Regions from separate parts of the Homo sapiens genome. Here all the other regions are linked to region 1. Evidence: chromatin contacts called from ENCODE Hi-C or POLR2A ChIA-PET data. All regions are on one chromosome and are shown on one strand. Each heading gives the region's core, a stretch centred on a gene start or an enhancer-like site at or near the end of the contact. The rest is flanking DNA. Distances are from core to core; before and after follow the strand shown.

Region 1 (3,564 bases), core at 743-3,242:
AAGAACTGGAGGCAGAATCAAGAAGAGATTTTTGTACACCCCGTATTCATAGCACAATTATTCATAATAGCTAAAAGGTGGAAGCAACTCAAGTGTCCAATGACAGATGAATGAATAAACAAATTGTGGTATGGTATATACATACAATGAAATATTATTCAGCTTTTAAAAGGAAAGAAATCCTGTCACATGGATGAACCTTGAGGATATCATGCCAAGTGAAGTAAGTCAGTCATAAAAGGACTTATATTTTATGAGTCCGCTTCTAGGAAGTACCTAGAGTAGGCAAATTCATGGAGACAAAGTGGAACAGAGATTGACAGGGGCTGTGAGGAGCAGAAAATGGAGAGCTATTGTTTAATGTGAGTAGAGTTTCACTTTTGCAAGATGAAAAAGTTCTGAAAATCTGTTGCTCGTGAATGTACTCAACACTATTGAACTATAGACTGAAAAACGGTTAAGATGATAAAAATTTGGTTTTTTTAACCACAACTAAAAAAAAATCTGTATTAGAGAAAATTTCTTGACTTGATTCCAAATATATATTTAGTAGAAGGAATGCCACCTACTGACAAAGCAGTTTACTAGCAACTCCAAAATTAGCAAGCTGAATTAGCCATCTCCCAAAATGCAAACATAGCATGTTCCCGCCTAAAATCTGGGATGGTTCTTTACTCCCTGGCACTCTAACACAGTAATTTCCAATCTTTTGTCTTTCTTCTTTTAAGCAGCATAACTGTTCAGCTAAATCTTGGCCAGAACCATAACACAGGAAATAGCGTTTCTGGGTGAACAAGGCCAGAACAGGGTAGGGGCTTGCTTCCCTTGAGTGCTTCTCACTAGCCAACCTATGTAAGCCATTTCTTCTCTTTGAATATAAAAGGTAAATCCGCACAAAGGGGCAACATACTTAACAACCTGCCTGCAGTTTACCCATGAACCCGACCTTCTGCCCCTTCTTTGCTGCTCCCGATCCCATCTCTCACTTTCCTTTTCAATCCCGAGACCTAGCACACTGCCTGGAACATATCAGGTATTCTTGAGTGGATGAACTCAAGAATAGAAATAAGCCAGGGTTTGACAGTGACACACTTGGGATAAAATCTAACAATCATTCCTTGTCTTTACTAAAATAAACAGGTGACAGGAAGACAATACCGTAGAGTGCTTTGCAGCCAGACAGACTTGGCTTCAACTCTCCAGTCCCTACTTCTGTGACTCGAATAAAGTACCTCTGTAAACGTTAGTTTTCTCATGTTTAAAATCATCATCATCCTTGCTTCCAAAGGGATTGTAGGGATTAAAAGAAATAAGCCGCGATGAGGGAGTACAGGTGTTAAAAGCTGTGTAACAGGAAATGTACCAGCAGGTATTAGCTTCCATCGTTATCATTACCGAACACAACACCGCTGTACAGATTCGAAGGCACGAACCCGTAGGCACGGAGCTCACGGAGCTGGGGCAAGAGCTGGGTGTCCCCCAAGAGCGGGGGATGCCCACTACGGATTCTCCCTGGGGAGCGCCCTGATTCTGTTCCCATCCCCAGCAACCTTGCAACTAACTTTGGGTTTATGGAAACCTGTTGCGCGTCCAGCACTTGGGAAACCCGTGAATGGACACAAACCTTCCTTTCTTTCGTCAAGGAGGGCAAGTCCGGCTGAGACAGAATGCGAGCCACGTTCAGGACCGGCGGACGCGACCACAGGCGGTTAGTGGTCAAGGGTCCTGCTTGTGCCCGGTGCGGCCGATGAGCCTGCAGGCCGGACTCAGGCCCGGGTGACTCGGCACCTCCGCCGCCGTCCCGCCCCGCCCTGCCCCGCCGGGCCCTACCTCAGGCCCCGGGCCAAGGCCCAGCCCCCGCCCGCTGCCCGTCAGCGCTTACCATGATGGACACCACCTGGCAGACTCCGCTCCTCTCAGGCAATGCAACGAAGAAACCCCGCCGACCGCTCTCCCAGCCGCCGCTGCCGCTGCCGCCGCGCCAAGCCGGTACGCCCCAGAGGCTCACCGGAAGTGCCGGACCCGAGACCCGGAGGGGGGGTGCCCGGGACAAAGCGTCGGCTGCAAAAGAGAAAAGGCCAGGCGAAGACGCTAGGCTCTAAAACACCCTCAGTAGAAGCATTAAAATGCCCTTTCGTGATTTATTTCCCCTTTTATAGGTATTTTTAAACGTTATTTTAAATTACGTGTTGACAGTATTCCCCTCCAGACGAATTTAGTAGGGCCCATTGTCCTTACGACTACACTACCCACAATGCACTACCCAGACTGCCTCTGCTTCAGCCATCGAGGACTCGGGCGGAACTAAGCTACAAATCCTTCTTCAAACCACACCAAAAACCTATTGCAAACGTAAATGCTGCCCCATTGGGTATGTGACTGAGTTTAATGTATGGTTAGAAGTATACTTTCCCTGAGGGTTCCCAGTGGGAGGCAGTAGGCTTCTCTTCCCAAAGTAAAGATGTCCGCCCAGCGTCGCTTTTCTGGGTAAAAGCGAGTCAGAGTTGAAGGGGGCAACAGTGTTTGCGTTCGGCCTCAGAGGTGACGCTTCTTTGGGGGCGGGCTGGAGTTTTCTGGCCGTGAATGGCAGAGCGCTAATGGCCGCCTCCAATGTGGCCCAATCAGAAAGAAAGGAAGGCTGGGAACTAAGAAGCTATTGGTTGGTGATCCCTGGACCAATCGGAGGAGCCGTGATTTGGCGGGAGTCTTGACCGCCGCCGGGCTCTTGGTACCTCAGCGCGAGCGCCAGGCGTCCGGCCGCCGTGGCTATGTTCGTGTCCGATTTCCGCAAAGAGTTCTACGAGGTGGTCCAGAGCCAGGTGACGCCCAGTCCGGGACCCCCGCCGAGGCCTTGCCGGTGGGGAAGGGATGAGGGGGAGCGACCGTGGGTGACCGGGAGGCAGGGGAGGGCCGGGGTTCGGGTCGCCGTGTTCAGCCGGTCTGCTCTTCCCCGATAGAGGGTCCTTCTCTTCGTGGCCTCGGACGTGGATGCTCTGTGTGCGTGCAAGATCCTTCAGGTGAGTTCTGCGGACCCTAGGAGGGCGGGGCCGGCGCGCGAGGTGAGGGTGCTGCGTGGGGGCGCAGGGCGGGCAGAGTGTCAGGATGGGTGCTGAGGGCTTAGGGTGGGAGAGGGAGCAGGGCAGGAGGTGAACAGCAAGTGAGAGGAGAGAGACTCGGAGGAGAGGTTGCCTCCCTGTCCCAACGGTGTGGGGTGGGATAAAGGATTAAGTAAAAGGTAAAGAGACTAGTTTGTATTTTTGCAATAAGCTATTAATATTAATAGGTGAACACAGCAGTTGCATTTGGGGGAAACTTTGGATCTGTCGTGGCCTCTCAAATGGGGGATTTGAGAGAGAGGAATCTGTGACAACTGTGGGTATAGTCGTGTCACAGGTGTTGCTGGGAATATGGGAGCCCCTAGTCTATTAGGGAAGATCGTTAGTTTGGTTTTGAATAGGGCATAGTATTTACGTTGTTTTGGTCAGGCCCTTGGATCAGGAACTTTTCAGAAGGCCTGGAAGTTAAATCGGCATTTCTCCCCGATGTTTTACTTTGGTAATTTGC
Region 2 (3,564 bases), core at 1-2,500, 1.4 Mb after region 1:
TTGAGATGGGGAAATCAAGGCTGCAGTGAGCCATGATAGTTCCACTGCACTCCAGCCTGGGTGACAGAAGGAGAACCTGTCTCAAAAACAAACAAAATAAAACAAACAGGCTGGGCACGGTGGCTCACGCCTGTAATCCTAGCACTTTGGGAAGCTGAGGCAGGCAGATCACCTGAGGTCAGGAGTTTGAGACCAGCCTGGCCAACATGGTGAAACCCCGTTTCTACTAAAAATACAAAAATTAGCAGGGCATGGCGGCGGACAGCTGTAATCCCAGCTACTCGGGAGGCTGAGGCAGGAGAATCGCTTGAACCCGGGAGGCGGAGGTTGCAGTGAGCCGAGATCGCGCCCCTGCACTCCAACCTGGTGACAGAGCGAGACTCCGTCGAAAGAAGGAAAGGAAAGGGAAAGGGAAAGGAAAGGGAAAGGGAAAGGAAAGGAAGAGAGAGAGAGAGAGAAAGAAAAGAAAAGAAAAAAGAAAAGAAAGAAAGAAAGAAAGAAAGAAAGAAAGAAAGAAAGAAAGAAAGAAAACAAACAAAAACAAATAGGGATTAATAAATAGGCAGAAGCAGGCATAATCCGGGGCAGGGGAAGCCTCGGGGCCACGCCCGAGAGGCATTTGTATTTTACTTTCAGCAGTTCAGAGCCCATGATAGCCAGGTTACCCACTTGTGGACTTCCTTGACCACTTAATTGAGTCAATCTAACCCTCACCTTCTCTCTCCTCTCACTCCATTTAGCGGGTCACGTAGCCACTAGGGCTTCCTTAGCCTATCAGGCCACCTGGGGACTGAGTCATTCAGTCAGTCACCTATCTGGTGGTCACATCTGCCCCTGGGCTCATCCTTTTACTGGGCCACCTCGGCCCATCGGGACCTGTCAGTCCTTGACCTCCCTCAGGCCCCTAGGCTGGCCAGGTCGCCTCAGTGCCACGCCTCCCTGGCCCGCGATTCAGCCTGCACGTTACGCTTTGTTCCCAGAAGCAGGTTTTCGAAACGCGGTTCCCTCTCGGCTCCAGCTGTTTTCCTGCCAGCGCTGGGAGACCCGGCAGCCGCAGCGCCCCCAGCGGCGCGCAGCGGCCCAGGAAGAGAGTGCCTACCGCCGGCGCCTCTTCAGCCTCCTCCTGGAACGCGGGAGCGGGCGCGACCAGCGCCCACCCTGATCGTCGCGACGGTGCTCCTGATTGGCTGCGCTGTGTGACGTAACGGGAGGGCCCCGGCGGCCGCCGGGAGCCGGGGCCCAGCGCGTGCGCAGACGGAGCGCGCTGAGCGGAGGGGGAGGTGGCTGCCGCTTCTCCCGCGTCCGCCATTTTGTTGCTGTGGCTATTGGGAACAAGCTGGGCAAAAGCACCCCGGAGGCGCGACGCTCCTTCGAGTTCGGTGCCTCGTGTGACGGCGGGGGTCGGTGAAGACCCGTCGAGCTGCGGCGCCGGCGCGTTCCAGGCCGGGAGTCACTGGAGGCACCCCTGGGACGCCGAGCAGCCCGAGAACCCCGGGGTGGCCTCCGCTGCGGCTCGGGTTTGCCTGCCCCGACCCCCCGGCTCTGCCGTGCATTCCCGGGCGGCTCTCTCCGTGTGGCGGCCCCGGAGCAGGCGGGCGGCGTCGGAGGATGCTGCGGGCCCGGAGCCGAGAGGAAAGTGCTGGCCCAGCCCTCTGAGCGCTCCTCGAGGTGTGCGAGAGGCCCTTCCTCGGCCCCAAAGCCGTCTGCCGGGCTAAGGCGTGCAGAGCAGGCGAGGACAGCCGCCGCCCCTACCGCCGCAGAGTCCCCGGTCCAACACCATGTCCTCCGCCAGGTTCGACTCCTCGGACCGCTCCGCCTGGTATATGGGGCCGGTGTCTCGCCAGGAGGCGCAGACCCGGCTCCAGGGCCAGCGCCACGGTATGTTCCTCGTCCGCGATTCTTCCACCTGCCCTGGGGACTATGTGCTGTCGGTGTCCGAGAACTCGCGGGTCTCCCACTACATCATCAACTCGCTGCCCAACCGCCGTTTTAAGATCGGGGACCAGGAATTTGACCATTTGCCGGCCCTGCTGGAGTTTTACAAGATCCACTACCTGGACACCACCACCCTCATCGAGCCTGCGCCCAGGTACGCGAGAGCCCTCCCCGACCGCGGAGGAAGGTCGAGAACCGGGTCTGTCGAAGAGTGCTTGTATAGGGGGGTGGGGCGCGCTTGAACCCATATTCCCCGCATTCTGAACCAAATTATTTTCCAGAAGGCCTTCCTAACAGAAAGCTAGTGTCAGGATCTGGGTCACTGGATAAGAGGATGCGTTTTTTTTTTTTCCCTCTCACGAGGCTGTTTCTCAATGTGAAGAGGATGCGTTTTGAATGTTTAACGGTGGTTGCATAGTTAAAATGCACGCTTTTTGCCTTTCGTGACTTTCTCTGGGTGTAATACTGATGCAGGGATTTGTTGGTTTTTCTAAAAACCTCTTTTTTTTTTTTTTTTTTGAGACGGAGTCTCGCTGTGTCGCCAGGCTGGAGTGCAGTGGTGCGATCTCGGCTCACTGCAACCTCCGCCTCCCGGGTTCAAGCGATTCTCCTGCCTTAGCCTCCCGAGTAGCTGGGACTACTGGCTCACGCCACCACACCCAGCTAATTTTTGTATTTTTAGTAGAGACGGTGTTTCACCATGTTGGCCTGGATGGTCTCGATCTCTTGCCCTCGTGATCCGCCTGCCTCGGTCTCCCAAAATGCTGGGATTACAGGCGTGAGCCACCACACCCGGCCAAAAACCGTTTTTAAGCCATAGACTTCTTTGAGAATCTGAAGATAGCCGAGCACTCACCACCCCACCCCCACCCCCACCCCCACCCCTCCCCGCCAAAGGCACGTACACACAAGTTTGCACACCATCCCGGGTGCTTGTACTCCCTCCAGATCTCTGAACTCCAGGTTAAGAACTCCAGGACTGCAGCCTTTGGAACAGTCAAAAAAATGAAAATGCTTTAGCGTTTAGAAACAAAAAAACCTTTAACCAAAATATCAGAACTGTATATTGATACTGTGGTGCCAAGTTTGAAGCAGGCCAGACACCACCACTTTTATAGTACGTTAATTACAAAGATAAGAGAAGGTGCATTGGCTTCAGCGAGGATATTTTTTGGAAAATTTATTGCATATTTTCTCCCCGAGGACCATTAGTAGGCCAGAGATCAGTCTGGTTAATTTCCAAGGTGGAATTAGGCTAGAATGTTATTAAGGAAAATTTTTGAATGACACTTAGTTGTATCCTAGTTCAATTTCAGACATGCTTTTTGTGTTAAGTCTAATGATTTTGTATTTCTTATTTTAAAATTAACGCAAAGTGACCAAGCATTCTCTTTTCCAAGTGAAATACGTTATTTTAATTGATTAGTTGCTTTAATTTGCCTTAAGCGTTTTAGCAGAGATTTGCTTTTATTGTTGTGTTTGCCCTGTAACACTGATTTTATCAGAGGTTTCTTTTATTTAAATTATCCCAAATTTGAGTTGAAAAGTTGCCTAGAATTTTTAAAGTAACAAACTGGCCAGTTCGTTTCTTAAACATCTATTTTAAAAGGACTGGGTGTTGATACAGTT
Region 3 (3,564 bases), core at 696-3,195, 1.4 Mb before region 1:
ATGAAGCCCGGGAATAGTTGAAAATTGGGTGAATCAGAAATGGAATACAATCATATTTTTATATGGTTTCTAGCTCTCCTCTCTCCTGCCTTAAATATCTTGACCTCATTCTGGCTGTCTCACTACTAAATAGGCAAATTTACTTTTAGCAAGGCTGCTTCTGTTAAGACTGTGCCTCCATCTCCTGGACAAATTTGGAATAGCAAGAAATTTGTTAGGAAAGGGACTTTTCCAGGCAGCAGCCGCTTAGAGCTGGCCGCTTCTGAGCATGTTCGTCTTCCCAGGCCTGGCTCACATTTTCAGTGCTTAATGCGCATGGCGCTTTATGCGCAATATTACTTAATTCTTCCCTCAGCCATTGGGAGCTAAGGACAAACTGTTATCCCAATTTTACAGGTGAGGAAATCAGAGCTTATTTAAATAAATTGCCGAGGTCACACAACTAGTAAGCGACAAAATCTCAGTCAAACCGAGGCTCTTTTGGTTCAAAGATGTGTATTGAGCTCTACTCTGCTCTGCAGGGACAGAACTAAGTATGTTTGCTATTCAGGGGATACACAGTCATTCCATGAGCAAGTTACACAATGTAAAATAAGGACATTGTGAAAAACAAAACCATACCGTACATAATGCACTTTATAGTAAAGTACTGGGAACAGAGTATTTGGTAAATTGTAACTATAATAATAATTTTAAACAGATCCACAAATCACACTTATTATTATATTCTGTTTCACCCGGGCTTTGCCAAGCTTCCCACATTTGTACTAGATCCTCTTGGCTTTAGTTTCTCCCCAGTTCTCTACCCTTTGAATTCACTCCAAAGCTTCCCTAGAATCTTTGCTCTCCTAGAAATTAGATTAAACAGGCACCTGCTCACATCATACATCCCCTGCCCTTGTCACCAGACATGCACACATCCATCTTCTGGGATTTCCGTTCTCTTGCAGAAAAGTCTGCATGGGAAGCTGAGGCAGAACCAAGTCCACCAGACTCCGAGGAAAGAGAAGTCTGGACCCTGTAACCAGATAAAAGTGAAACCAGGACTTCATTTATTCCACAAATACTTTTTGACTACCTATAGATGACAGGCACTGTTCAAGGCATTGAGGTTCCCACAGTGAACAAAAGAGACAAAAACGTCTGCCTTTGTGAGTTTATATCATAGTGGAAGGAAATAGACAATAAAAATAAGTAAAATATAGACATTGGTATGTAGATGGTGATAAATGATAAGGAGAAATATAAAGACAGATCGGAAGTGACAACAGTGGGGAAGTGGAATTGGTATCTGCATTTAACGTTGTTTTTTAACAGCAAATTCAGGATGGGGCAGAGAGCAGTGAGAAAAATGAGGCCCTTATGCTCAGCGCCCCCAACCCCGCCTCGGTGGGGTCACTATTCATTTTGGAACATTGCCCTTGGGACCAACATATTCTCAGTGGTCCTTGTGAAGGTTTCCACCCTAAGTCCCTCATCCTCACCAGGCAATATTCATTACCCTACAGCAAACTCCGGAGGCAACGCGGAGAAAGTGTGAATCAATTCAAGACTAAGGTTGCCAAAATGTTTGATCAGCTCTGCGTCAGCCTTGACATTACATTACATTACAGATCCCCTGATCGCCACCGTCGCAGAAGCTCTGAATTAAAAGCGTGCATGTAGCTGCACATCCATTGCTGGCACTTCTTCCGTTAGCCTCCGCTGGAACTGGTTAGTGAGGACCCCTCCATTTCACAAGACAGCTTCGGTTTTGCTTCGTTTTGACTTCCGCACCCCGAAGCTGTAGCACCAGTTTGTTTTCTCACGGCACAGGGGCGGCTTCCGGGGCGCGGCGTGCTGGGGGTTGTAGTCCGCGCTCTGCCTCCTACTTCCATTACAGAAGGCGATGGGCCGAGAGCTGAGGAACTACAACTCCTAGAGTACTCCGCGCCGCCGGGACGCCGCGCGGCTGCGGGGCTGGGCGAGCGCAAAGATGTCCGCGCCCGCTGCCGGGAGGCGAGGTGAGTCTTTGATCGTAACCAGGAGCCCGGAGCTGAGGCAGTTCCTGCACGTGTCGCGGGGCCGGAGAAGCTAGGGCCAGGTATTCCAGGGATGCAAGAATCCTGCAAATCTGACGTGTAAACTGCTTCCCCAGCCTCCAGGCGAGCCCAGCTTTTGCCTCAGATAGGCCCCTTCCTTTTCCTTCTCGGGGAATCGACCTCGGGAAGGGGTGTGGGCAAAGAGATGAGGACTCTCCCTCTTCGCCCAGGCCAACTCGGGATATCCCGGAGCCTCTGGGGAGGCGGTCACTCCGACGTCTGAGGACCTGGGCCTTGGACCCGGACTCGTTATGAAGAGCGATTCTTCGACCTCTGCAGCCCCCCTCAGGGGGCTCGGGGGACCCCTGCGCAGCAGCGAGCCGGTGCGCGCGGTCCCGGCCCGGGCGCCGGCCGTGGACCTTCTGGAGGAGGCGGCCGACCTCCTGGTGGTGCACCTGGACTTCCGGGCGGCGCTGGAGACCTGCGAGCGGGCCTGGCAGAGTCTGGCCAACCACGCCGTGGCAGAGGAACCCGCGGGCACGTACGTGCTGGGCTCGGAAATGAACCGATTTCCGGGCGCTCTTGTGGTGGGGCTCAAGGTCTCAGGAGTTCTGTCCTTCCCAGATTGCCCACAAGGAGCTTTACACCTCGCTTTCATCAGTGGTTTGTCTCCGAGAGGGTGGTCGCTCATCGTGTGCCCATTCTACAGAGAAGGGAAGTCGTGTAACAAAAACTTAGTGGGGATCCCACAGCCAATTATTTGCTCCTTGTTCCAAGGTACAATGACATGATGGGAAGGCTGAATGTGTATTAAGTGCTAAGTTCTGTCAGTAAGCAGGTGGTAAAAGTCCTCTCCCAGGTACCTCCGCCCTCCCCGCCCCGCCCAAGGTTGTTTATTCCTGACCTTGGCTGATGATGGGGAATGGGGGTCATGGCAGGAGCAGCGTTCTGGTCCAATTAGAGGACTGGATTAAAGAATTAATTCAGGGCCGGGAGCTGGGGCTTACGCCTGTAATCCCAGCACTTTGGGAGGCCGAGGCAGGAGGATTGCTTGAGCCCAGGAGTTCGAGACCAGCCTGGGTAACATAATGAGCCCTCTTCTCTACCAAAAAGAAGAAAAAGAAAAGAATCCGGAGAAAAAAACCTTGGGCTTGCATTGCTCTTTCTAATGCCACCAGCCTCGTCTGGCAGGTGAGGGAGTCATTTCTTTGCATTGTAAACTTGGGTTAGGCCACGCTAGGGAGGTGGTAGGTAGAATAGCTAAAGTTGACCACAAAGAAGGATGATCTGGAGAGCCCTGGCTGTGTTTTAGGGGACTGGGTGGGAGCTCATTTCAGTGAATGCAGAAGGCTTTGCTTCTGGGTGTCTGGAGGAACCTTACTAGGTGGTGCCTTTTAGCCAGCTATGGAGTCTATACCTCCACTCAGCCAGAAACCTTGCTCCAAGCCCATTTGTTCACAGAGCAAACTCTTAGTTCCAGCTCTCTTTTCAGCCACACACCGGTGCTGTGTGTTATTTCCCCCTCAGGATTACCCTTCCTCTT

The links. A loop is a pair of places that touch in the nucleus more often than their neighbours do. ChIA-PET counts read pairs that join two places held with the same protein, here RNA polymerase II (POLR2A). Pooled maps may share reads with other maps.
Region 2: a map of CD8-positive, alpha-beta T cell shows a loop between it and region 1 (16-fold over the local background). The contact joins the promoter of CRKL here to the promoter of UFD1 in region 1. A Hi-C loop is called at or near these places in 1 of 168 maps with a recorded cell type or tissue (CD8-positive, alpha-beta T cell), 1 of 37 single-sample maps with no recorded cell type and 7 of 50 pooled maps.
Region 3: a loop to region 1 is called in a map of naive thymus-derived CD4-positive, alpha-beta T cell, with 14 times the contacts of the local background. The contact joins the promoter of PEX26 here to the promoter of UFD1 in region 1. A Hi-C loop is called at or near these places in 1 of 168 maps with a recorded cell type or tissue (naive thymus-derived CD4-positive, alpha-beta T cell) and 10 of 50 pooled maps. POLR2A ChIA-PET finds 5 or more read pairs at or near these places in 1 of 52 experiments (activated T-cell).

What each region holds. Positions count from the first base shown.
Region 1 is chr22:19,477,201-19,480,764 of GRCh38, forward strand. It overlaps UFD1 (ubiquitin recognition factor in ER associated degradation 1), which reads right to left and starts at 1,993. Exons shown (of 12, transcript NM_005659.7): 1 at 1,883-1,993. The coding sequence starts at 1,885. It overlaps CDC45 (cell division cycle 45), which reads left to right and starts at 2,720. Exons shown (of 19, transcript NM_003504.5): 1 at 2,720-2,819; 2 at 2,958-3,017. The coding sequence starts at 2,769. RefSeq lists silencers at 1,760-1,829, 2,620-2,669 and an enhancer at 2,230-2,529.
Region 2 is chr22:20,916,157-20,919,720 of GRCh38, forward strand. CRKL (CRK like proto-oncogene, adaptor protein) reads left to right here and starts at 1,251. Exons shown (of 3, transcript NM_005207.4): 1 at 1,251-2,089. The coding sequence starts at 1,779. RefSeq lists a silencer at 1,168-1,617 and an enhancer at 1,908-1,967.
Region 3 is chr22:18,076,045-18,079,608 of GRCh38, forward strand. PEX26 (peroxisomal biogenesis factor 26) reads left to right here and starts at 1,946. Exons shown (of 5, transcript NM_001127649.3): 1 at 1,946-2,562. The coding sequence starts at 2,333. It overlaps LOC105372853 (a long non-coding RNA gene), which reads left to right. Exons shown (of 6, transcript XR_001755424.2): 6 at 1,614-1,852. RefSeq lists enhancers at 1,620-1,679, 2,010-2,239, 2,720-2,769 and a silencer at 2,310-2,359.